Linked DNA regions of Homo sapiens: region 1 is linked to region 2. A link is a contact called in ENCODE Hi-C or POLR2A ChIA-PET data. All regions are on one chromosome and are shown on one strand. Each heading gives the region's core, a stretch centred on a gene start or an enhancer-like site at or near the end of the contact. The rest is flanking DNA. Distances are from core to core; before and after follow the strand shown.

What was found. A loop is a pair of places that touch in the nucleus more often than their neighbours do. ChIA-PET counts read pairs that join two places held with the same protein, here RNA polymerase II (POLR2A). Pooled maps may share reads with other maps.
Region 1: a loop to region 2 is called in a pooled map of gastrocnemius medialis, with 2.0 times the contacts of the local background. The contact joins two enhancer-like sites. A Hi-C loop is called at or near these places in 4 of 50 pooled maps. POLR2A ChIA-PET finds 5 or more read pairs at or near these places in 3 of 52 experiments (B cell, OCI-LY7 and naive thymus-derived CD8-positive, alpha-beta T cell).

Annotation. Positions count from the first base shown.
Region 1 is chr18:13,411,213-13,415,193 of GRCh38, forward strand. All of the region lies in intron 3 of LDLRAD4 (low density lipoprotein receptor class A domain containing 4), which reads left to right. Among named protein-coding and RNA genes, the nearest start is that of LDLRAD4-AS1, 14 kb to the right of the region's middle. Within about 2 kb of position 1,864, at least 2 of the 41 ENCODE cell types and tissues checked have a DNase peak (open chromatin) inside an H3K27ac peak, as active enhancers do.
Region 2 is chr18:13,444,461-13,449,024 of GRCh38, forward strand. All of the region lies in intron 4 of LDLRAD4 (low density lipoprotein receptor class A domain containing 4), which reads left to right. Among named protein-coding and RNA genes, the nearest start is that of MIR5190, 13 kb to the right of the region's middle. RefSeq lists enhancers at 1,864-2,567, 2,568-3,271. Within about 2 kb of position 2,396, at least 5 of the 41 ENCODE cell types and tissues checked have a DNase peak (open chromatin) inside an H3K27ac peak, as active enhancers do.

The DNA of each region.
Region 1 (3,981 bases), core at 614-3,113, 34 kb before region 2:
CTGCACTTCAACCTGGGTGACAGAACCAGACCCTGTCTCAAAAAAAAAAAAAAGAAAGAAAAAAAAGTGCCTCTATAGAGTCCTAAGAGCAAAATCATCTTTTGTTAGTATGCTTATCTCATAGTTTTGCCGTAAGTGCTTAACAAATGCTTGAACAAAGCATTTGCTATTAGACTAATATGTTACTACTTCCAAGTATTTTACTTGGATACTGATATGGTTTGGCTGTGTCCTTACCCAAATCTCATCTTGAATTGTAGTTTCCATAATTCCCACCTGTCGTGAGAGGGACCCAGTTGGAGGTAATTGAATCACAGGGATGAGTCTTTCCTATGCTGTTCTCATGATAGTGAATAAGTCTCATGTGATCTGATGGTTTTATAAAGGGCAGTTCCCCTGCACACGCTCTCTTGCCTGCTACCAGGTAAGACGTGACTTTGCTCCTCATTTGCCTTCAGCCATGATTGTGAGGCCTCCCCAGCCATGTGGAACTGTGAGTCCATTAAACCTCTTTCCTTTATAAATTATCCAGTCCCTGTTATGTCTTTATTAGCAGTGTGAGAACAGAATAATACAGATACTTTTGTTGAAATTGCCATCATGAGACCCAACCCAGTAGTCTGCACCCAAGTTCTTTTTTGTTTCTTTGAGACAGAGTCTTACTCTGTTTTCCAGGCTGGAGTGCAGTGGGGCAATCATGGCTCACTGTAGCCTTGACCTCCTGGGCTCAAGCAGTCCTCCCACCCCAGCCTCTTGAGTAGCTGATTACAGGTGCACATCACCAATGCCCAGCTAATTAAAAAAATTGTTTGGTAGAGATAGGGTCTCACTATGTTGCCCAGGCTGGTCTCAAACTCCTGGACTCAAGTGATCCTCCCACCTCAGCCTCCCAAGTGTTGAGATTACAGGGATGAGCCATCACGCCTGGCCTGCACTGAGTTCTGAAGTTAGTATTTGCTCAGGGCAATTCCCTAACTCTTTGACAGTAGTCAGATCAGTGGCATGACTTTGCCTCAGTTACTGCATTGTCTGCTACTTCCTCATATGTAATCTCTGGCCCCATCACACTGCCTACTATTCCTAGAGCATGACATGTCCTTTACACCCAGCCTCTGTTCTTTCCAGCTCTTAAAGTATCCTTATCTTTCTTTTCTCTCTGAAAAATTTCTGCTCATTTTCAGCACTCAGGTCAGCTAATATCTCCCTTATAAAGAAGTATTATCATAAGGTTCCATATTTCTCTATTATAACATTTACCATGGTGTTTCTATTTGAATGAATGAGATTCATTCACTTCTCTCTCATCCATTCATATGATATTGATCAAGTGCCTATTATGGACTAGGTACATGAGGAACTAGAGAGACAGCAGTGAAGGTTCAGACAGGGTCCCCGACTTTATGGGCCTCCACTCCAGCAGGGCAGGTGGACTGAACTAGCTATATAATTACGGTGGTGAGAAAAGGATTTGTTTACCTGTTAGCATTTCTAGATTATGAGCTCTTGGAGGGCATGGATTTTTGTCTTCCTTGTTTTTGAAGCCCCAGTGTCTTAGAATAGCACCCGGCAGCCAGTAGGCGCTCCGTAAGTGAACGAATGAACTGAGCACTTAATGTACCAATTTGTACATGATCTTATGGACGATCACTTTGCTCCCAGCAGCTTCTCAAATTTTTATTGATCTATGAACCGAGCTGAGAAGTTCATAGTTGAAGACTGTCCTGAGCTTCCTGGATGCGCTGCTTCCTTCTCCTGGTACGTAGTAAGGGCAGCGTGTGTGACCTGACAGGATCACAGCAAGGCTGTGCATCAGTCAGGATTCTTCTTGCAGGCAACAGCCACCACCAGCAGGAAGGGCTCCTCTTGAGCCTTGCTGTCTTCTCATGTTTCCAGTGCCACGTCAAGCCCAGGATGGTGCTTTGAGTGGAGCTTGGGTCGCATGACTGTGCTTGGCTGTAAGGAAGGTTGGAATCCAGTGCTGTGCTTGTATCTGCGTTTTCTGTTGCAAAGGCACTCCCTTTCCCACAGACCTATCAAGTGGGGAGGGAAGGAGGTTTCAGTGCTTGGCAAGAAATATCACTGTACGTGTTCACTACTCACTGACATGTAATTGGTCAACTGTTCGTAAATTCCGGCTATTTTGTGTTTAAGCTGATAGAGAATTCTGACAAAGTAAATGTGAGCTTCTGCGGAAGTTTCTATCACAGTATTTTTAAACATGCATCAATATCTTTGTAAATTGAATTGCTCCGTTTAACCTCATCTCATAGTGTGATCAATCGAGGCCTCAGGTCTCTGACCAGGCACTTGCAGTAATTTTTCAAGAACACTGTATTTGACAGAAACAGCCTGGTAGAATGTGATTTGGGAAAAGGGATAATGTCTTCAATTGAGTACGGAAATTATGTCTTTAAACGTCTGGGAATTCTATTCAATCATTCAGTCAACTGTCAACATTTACTGGATGTCCAGTGTTTGCAGTGACCTAACGATTGCTGTGTAGTGATTTGCATTCTTTAGTAAGTTTTTCCAAGAAGTTTTATATCTTCTTTCTAGGAGAGAGTATGGTTGGGCTGGGCGGGGTGGCACACGCCTGTAATCTCAGCGACTGTGGGAAGCTGAGGCAGAGGAGTGCTTGAGCCCAGGAGTAGGAGTGCAGCCCATGCAACATAGAGAAACTCCAGAAATTAAAAAAAAAAAATTTTTTTTTAAATCACTGGGAAAAGAAATAATTATAAGAGAGTACCTGCGTTTCTACCCATACCCGAGGTTTTCTTGTTTGTGATCATTAAATAAGTGGATGGTGTTGCTCTGGTGGTGTGCTGGACATATTTTCTCAAACCAGAGGTGCACTATAGTCCACCATGCTTTGTTCCAAAATTTGTAGTGGAGGTCTACCTCATGCCTCGTTTTGTGCCAGGCACAAATGAAATCCAGAGATGAACATCTTGGGGTGCCTGCCTTAGCAGGCAAGACTCTTGGTTGAAGGGACAGCAGGTGGGCCTTGGGGCCAGGCATCCTTGGGAGATGCCTCCATCCCCACCATTGCTTGGCTTTGTTGCTTTGGGCAAGTCACATGACCTCTTGGAGCCCGTTTCATCCTTGTAGGATGGGGTTACTGATACCCACCTCATTGCACTAAGTGGGCCAGTGAATGTACAGTTCAGTACCTTCCTCATGCAGTTGGCATCTCTATTGTCACTGTCACTTAGAGGCCAGAGGACAGGCAGGACCCAGACACTGGAGTGCATTTGATGCCAGGCTGTGGAATTTGAATTTTACAAAGAGGAGTCATGTTTCCATTTACTAATTACACGATTAACTGGAGAATATGCTAAAGTCCCCCATTGTCACAAATTACAGTTTCTTTCTTACTTTTGCATTTCTGTGTTTGCTGCAGCCCAGCAGGAGGTCCATTAAACCAAAAGGACTCATTATCTCCTCAGGACAGGGATGGTGAGGGAGGAGGCTGGCTTGCAGACACCTGCCCTTGCTGTCCTCAGCAGGAAAGGGTGGGGAGCTCGAGAAGGAGAAGCCCACACGCCCTTCTGTCCTTGGACTGTGTAGACCTTCTTAGGGTGGCTTCATTATTTGCCAGGCAGTAAACTCCCTGATTATCAGACACATCTGTATGCCAAGCGAAGTATTAAAACAGACTCTTTGCAAAGCCTATGGAAGTGTTTTTTGGGCAACCACTCTTGGTACTGTTTTCATGCATGACCTTGGATAATTGACATTTGTCTGTGGTTCAAACTGGAGATGTCCAGTGCTTACAGATACCTAAAGATTGCTGTGTAGTAATTTGCATTCTTTAGTAAGTTTTTCCAAGAAGTTTTATATCTTCTTTCTGTGAGAGTACAGCTGGGCTGGGCAGTGTGGTCCATGCCTGTAATCTCAGCTACTCTGGGAGGCTGGTTGTGGGGGCATCTGTTGCCTGGAGGTCTCTGGAATAATACAACACAGGGCCCTGAGCCCCAGAAA
Region 2 (4,564 bases), core at 1,146-3,645:
ACTTCTTATGTTATAGGTAAGGCTTTCAGTCAACAGTAGGCTATTAGTAGTTAAGTTTTCGGGGAGTTGAAAGTTATACACAAATTTTCCACCACACGGAGATCACAGCCCCAACCCCCAAATTGTTCAAAGGTCAGCTGCACATAGTGGACACTCAGAGTGTTGACTGGAGACTGTTGATCCTTTCTCTGCTGCCTCCCAGCATCCTATGAGCATGGCTGCCAGGTGAACAGTGCCCATGAGGCTCTGTGGTAGACTTGGTGCCTGCCACGGTGCCTGGCGCATGTAGCATATGGGGCATGGCCCTGTAAATATTTGCTGAGTGTAGGGATGAATATTATTATTTTAGAAAACTCAAGCCTGACCAGAGGATGAAAAAGGCTTTTGCTTGCAAGGCCTAGTACCTTGCAAGTGGAAGCAGGGATTGAAAATATCCACGTGATGCTGGCAGCCTGCATGAGAAGACAAAGGAAAAGACTACATAAGGCTGGTGCCCACAAACTGCCTGTCCTTCCCATGTGTGTTTAGACTGCCATAAACACCCAAACCAACCAAAGTAGAAGCCTACTCTGGTAAGCATTTATTCTGGGACCAGCAGTGTGATAGGCTTTTACTGTGCGTGTGACCAGTCAGGGCTTCCCAGTGCTGCAGCCCTGGAGGGACAGACCTTTGGCCTCTAAATATCCATCTGCTGTGTAGGAAGGACCAGTCCTGCCAAGCACAGAGGAAATGTGGAGTGCTTCTGGCCGGCCCTAAAGACATGTAAGTGTGTGAGCAGGTGTGAGTCTGTGTGTGTATGCATGAGATGTGAGTATGCCAGAGTGTGTGGGACTGTGTGTGGTATTTGTGCACAAGTATGTGTGAGAATGTGTAGTTGTGTGCACAAGTGTGTGGGTGTCAGAGAGTGTGTGTGAGTCTGGTGTGTGCATGCATGTGACTCCATGTGGTGTGTGCATGCATGCGTGGGTGTGCCATGGGTGGAGTGTGTATGCAGGTGTATGAATATGTCCATGTGTGTGAGGGTGAGTCTGTGGTGCGTTTGTGCATGAATGTGCACGTGTGTGTATAAGAGTGCATCTGTGTACATGTCTATGTGTGTGTTTGTGCATGTGTGTGTGTATGCGTGAGGGTCTATGGTACATGTATTCATGAGTGTGTGTGCGTGTGTGTGTGAGAGAGTCTGATGCATTTGTGCATGAGTGTGTTTGCGTGTGTGTGCATGTATGTGTGTAGGTGAGGGTGTGTGATGCATGTGTGTGTGAGAATGTGTAGGTGCATGTATGTGTGTGGGTGTGTGCATGTGTGGGTGTGTGTGTGTGTGAGGTTGAGTCTCTGGTGCATATGTGCATGAGTGTGTGTGTCTGTGTGTGAGGGTGAGGCTGTGTGGTGCATGTGTGCATGAGTGTGTCACCTGGAGTCACCACCACTCACTGCCTGTGGCTTTAGGCAAGTTGTTCAGCCTCTGTGTACCTCGATTTTCTCATTTATAAAATGAGGATAATATTGGTATCTCTTTCAAAGGGTTGTTCTGAGGATTTACTGAAATAGTGCAGGACAGGCAATTAGAGTAATACCTGGCCCACAGTACATGCTCAGTAAGCATCATCTATTGGAGGGTCCACTGCTTCCTGGGGATTGGAATTAGGTAGGAAGGGAGCTGCTGTTTGCCGAGTGCTCACTGTTTACATGCATCATCTCATTCATCTCTCAAAAGCACCCTAGAAAGGTCATAAGAATGCAGCGCTCAGGGCGGTGGGGTGATTTACTCAGAGTCACACAGCCAAGGCGTGCCGCTGCTGGGGTGTTGAACTCAGGCCATGGTTTTGTTTGTCTTTGGAGGTGCTATTTTCCCCTCCCATGGTATTTTTCCAGTAAGATAGGGATTTACTCATCAGTTCTTAAAAGGCTTGAAGGGCTTGGGTGGTGGGGATCAAACCAACCGTCTTCTGTTCAGAAGGGCCACAGAGGATGATTGTTTTCAATTGATACATAGTTGACGATTTTTGGTTTCATGCTGGATTTTCAAACAGATTATGAAAAATTAACCTAAGAGCCCCTGTGTGTCAGGGATCATTGATTCTGTTGATTCCTTGGGATTTCCTCTACAAACTGATAAGCTATCCCTTCTTCGATTGTGTCCTGTCCAGGTAGTACTCGTATGACCCAGAAGCCAGCTCTCCTCTCTGACTCACTGTCTTGTCAGGAGGATGGAGATGATGACAGCTGCCCTGGGGAGGCGAGAGGCAGCGTGGCTTCAGCATGGGGGCGGCTCTGTTTCTGCCATCACCATCCCCGCTTCACCTGCTGCGGGCGCCAAGAGCCCGCCTCAGCCACATGTGGGCTTTTAGCCTCTGATCCCCAGTTTCCCTCTGACTCTTGTCTGAGCGCATTGGCTCCTTCAGCATCTCCAGCTGTGCTGGGAGGGGTGGGGCCTGCCTCGGGGGCCTTCTGGCATTCAGCAGATTGGACTTCCCATGTTGACGTTGCTGACTGCAGGGGGTGTGGGTCAGGGGTCTTCCAGGTTGTGGTGTTACCTTGGAGCGAGGCTGGGGTGAGGGGCTCTGGGTTTCCACAGACTTAATTCTGGCTGGCCTCCATCAAGGCCATGTTCAATGAATCAGGCTGTTGTGCAGAGCAGCCTGTGTGCTTTGGACAGGGCTCCCCGCCCGCCCCCCCTTTTTTTTGACTTAAAGAATCTATGGCAAAGCAATTACTGACTGTGACAGTGACCCAAGGTGGTATTTAAAACAAGATGTGGAGGGCAATATGCCTCTCTCTGGGTTCGCCACGGGATCAAGTTGCAGGGGCTGTCACTGGCAACACGCTTCTGCCTGAACGGTTCTGTGGGATGAGCCCCAGGGAGGCGCTGGCAGCCTCACACCCTCCCCTCCCAGTCCCGCCCCTTGTGTTGGCTGCCTTTGTTTCTCCAAGACGGTTTTCTGATCAATTAAAATCGTGTAGGGTCTTAAATGGTAATTCTGCCTTTTCAAATAAACAAAGGCGGAGAACAAATGGGAGGGTAAGTTTTAATAAACCTTAGGCATCATTTCCTCCTGCTGTGACACTAAATTTACTTGGATAAAAACAACCTCTTAGATTTACATTTTGATTCTGTTACTGCTTTCATGTGTGCGGGGCTGTCCCACTTCAGATGAAATTTATCCACTTCTTTAAATATTTAGTAGTCTAGCGTGGATGTTAATGAAAGTCTGGCGGTGCTATTTTGAGAATTGCAACAATGATAGTAATTTTCAGTGTCAGATTCCTGCTTCGCAAAGGGAAAGAGGGATGGGAGAAGGGGGAGGGAAAAATGGTTTCAGTTCTAATAGAGTTTGCCATCCGCTGGGCCGTGCCAGACAGATGGGTCATGAATACTGTCTAGACGCTCTCTGCCTGAGCGAAGCCCTGGTCTCTAAGGACACGCAATGAGACGCCGGCTTAAGTAACTGGGGAAAGTCAGGGCAAGCTCTCCTGTAACCAGATAGAAATCAACGTGATCCTGCTTCCTGGGGGAGGCCAAGGGGTGGCCGGGAGGGTGTAGGGAGAGGGGGTGCTAAGAGAAAAGGCCCGCTGTTACTGATCAATTTTAGTGCAAACTTGACAATTATTAGGCATTAGGGAGAGCGTGAAAGGACAGTTGTAGGATGATAACACTATTGATTTAAGCCGTACTGCCCAGAATGCAGAATGATATATTTCAGACCCAGGCTTCAAAGGCCGGAGAGGAGCTGGGGTGAAAAGGAGGATGTTGTCGTGTGTGCTTAAGACGGGAATGCAGCCCGCGGGGTGACCTGCGTTAATTGTGTATATTAACACACTCAGCACTGCTCTTGTGGAAACCGTTGGTCTTGACTGTTCATTTAGCCTCTTAATTTGCAAGGGTTTTAGAGGCTTACCAGGCTTGCTTTCTCTTTTTATGAATTTCTGCGAATTTCTTCATGCTGGGTCTCTTCCGGGCAGCTCCACAACTGGCAGAGCTGTAGGAAAGCGGGTAAAAAAATCCCCAGCGCCTGCCTGGCTGCGCTTGGGTGCCTGCGTAGTCGTGATGCTTGTCTTCCTAATTATTTTCTGAGTGGCGGGGATGGAGTTTATGTGATGTCAGAAGTGAGTTTCTGCTCATGAAGACTCCCAGTGTAAGTGTGGTGGGAGTCGGGAAGGAGATATTGAGGTAAAGATGAGATTGGGGGGCGGAGGCTGGGGGACCACCGATAAGGCGGGAGGTGACGCAGCAGCTTGCCGTTCGGCTGGGAGGTGCTTTGTCGCTTGGTTTGATGGCCGCTAATCACGTCTTGGTCTTGAAAAAAATTATCCAAAAGGGTACTACGGTGAAACTTGGAAGGGACCATCTTTGAGTAACTGAAGAAATAAAGCTGAAGTCTAAAGCTGCCATGAGATACGTCGTGGACTGCAGAGGTGGGTGACCCTCCGAGGGCTGGACTTCTGGATTCATCCTCTGGGCTGGTGCCTCTTTCAGTCATGGCAGCTTTAACATGGGAAAGAAACCCCAACAACCTAAACTTTGCAGTAATCATTTTTTCACTCCTTCATCCATTCTTGTTCTGTC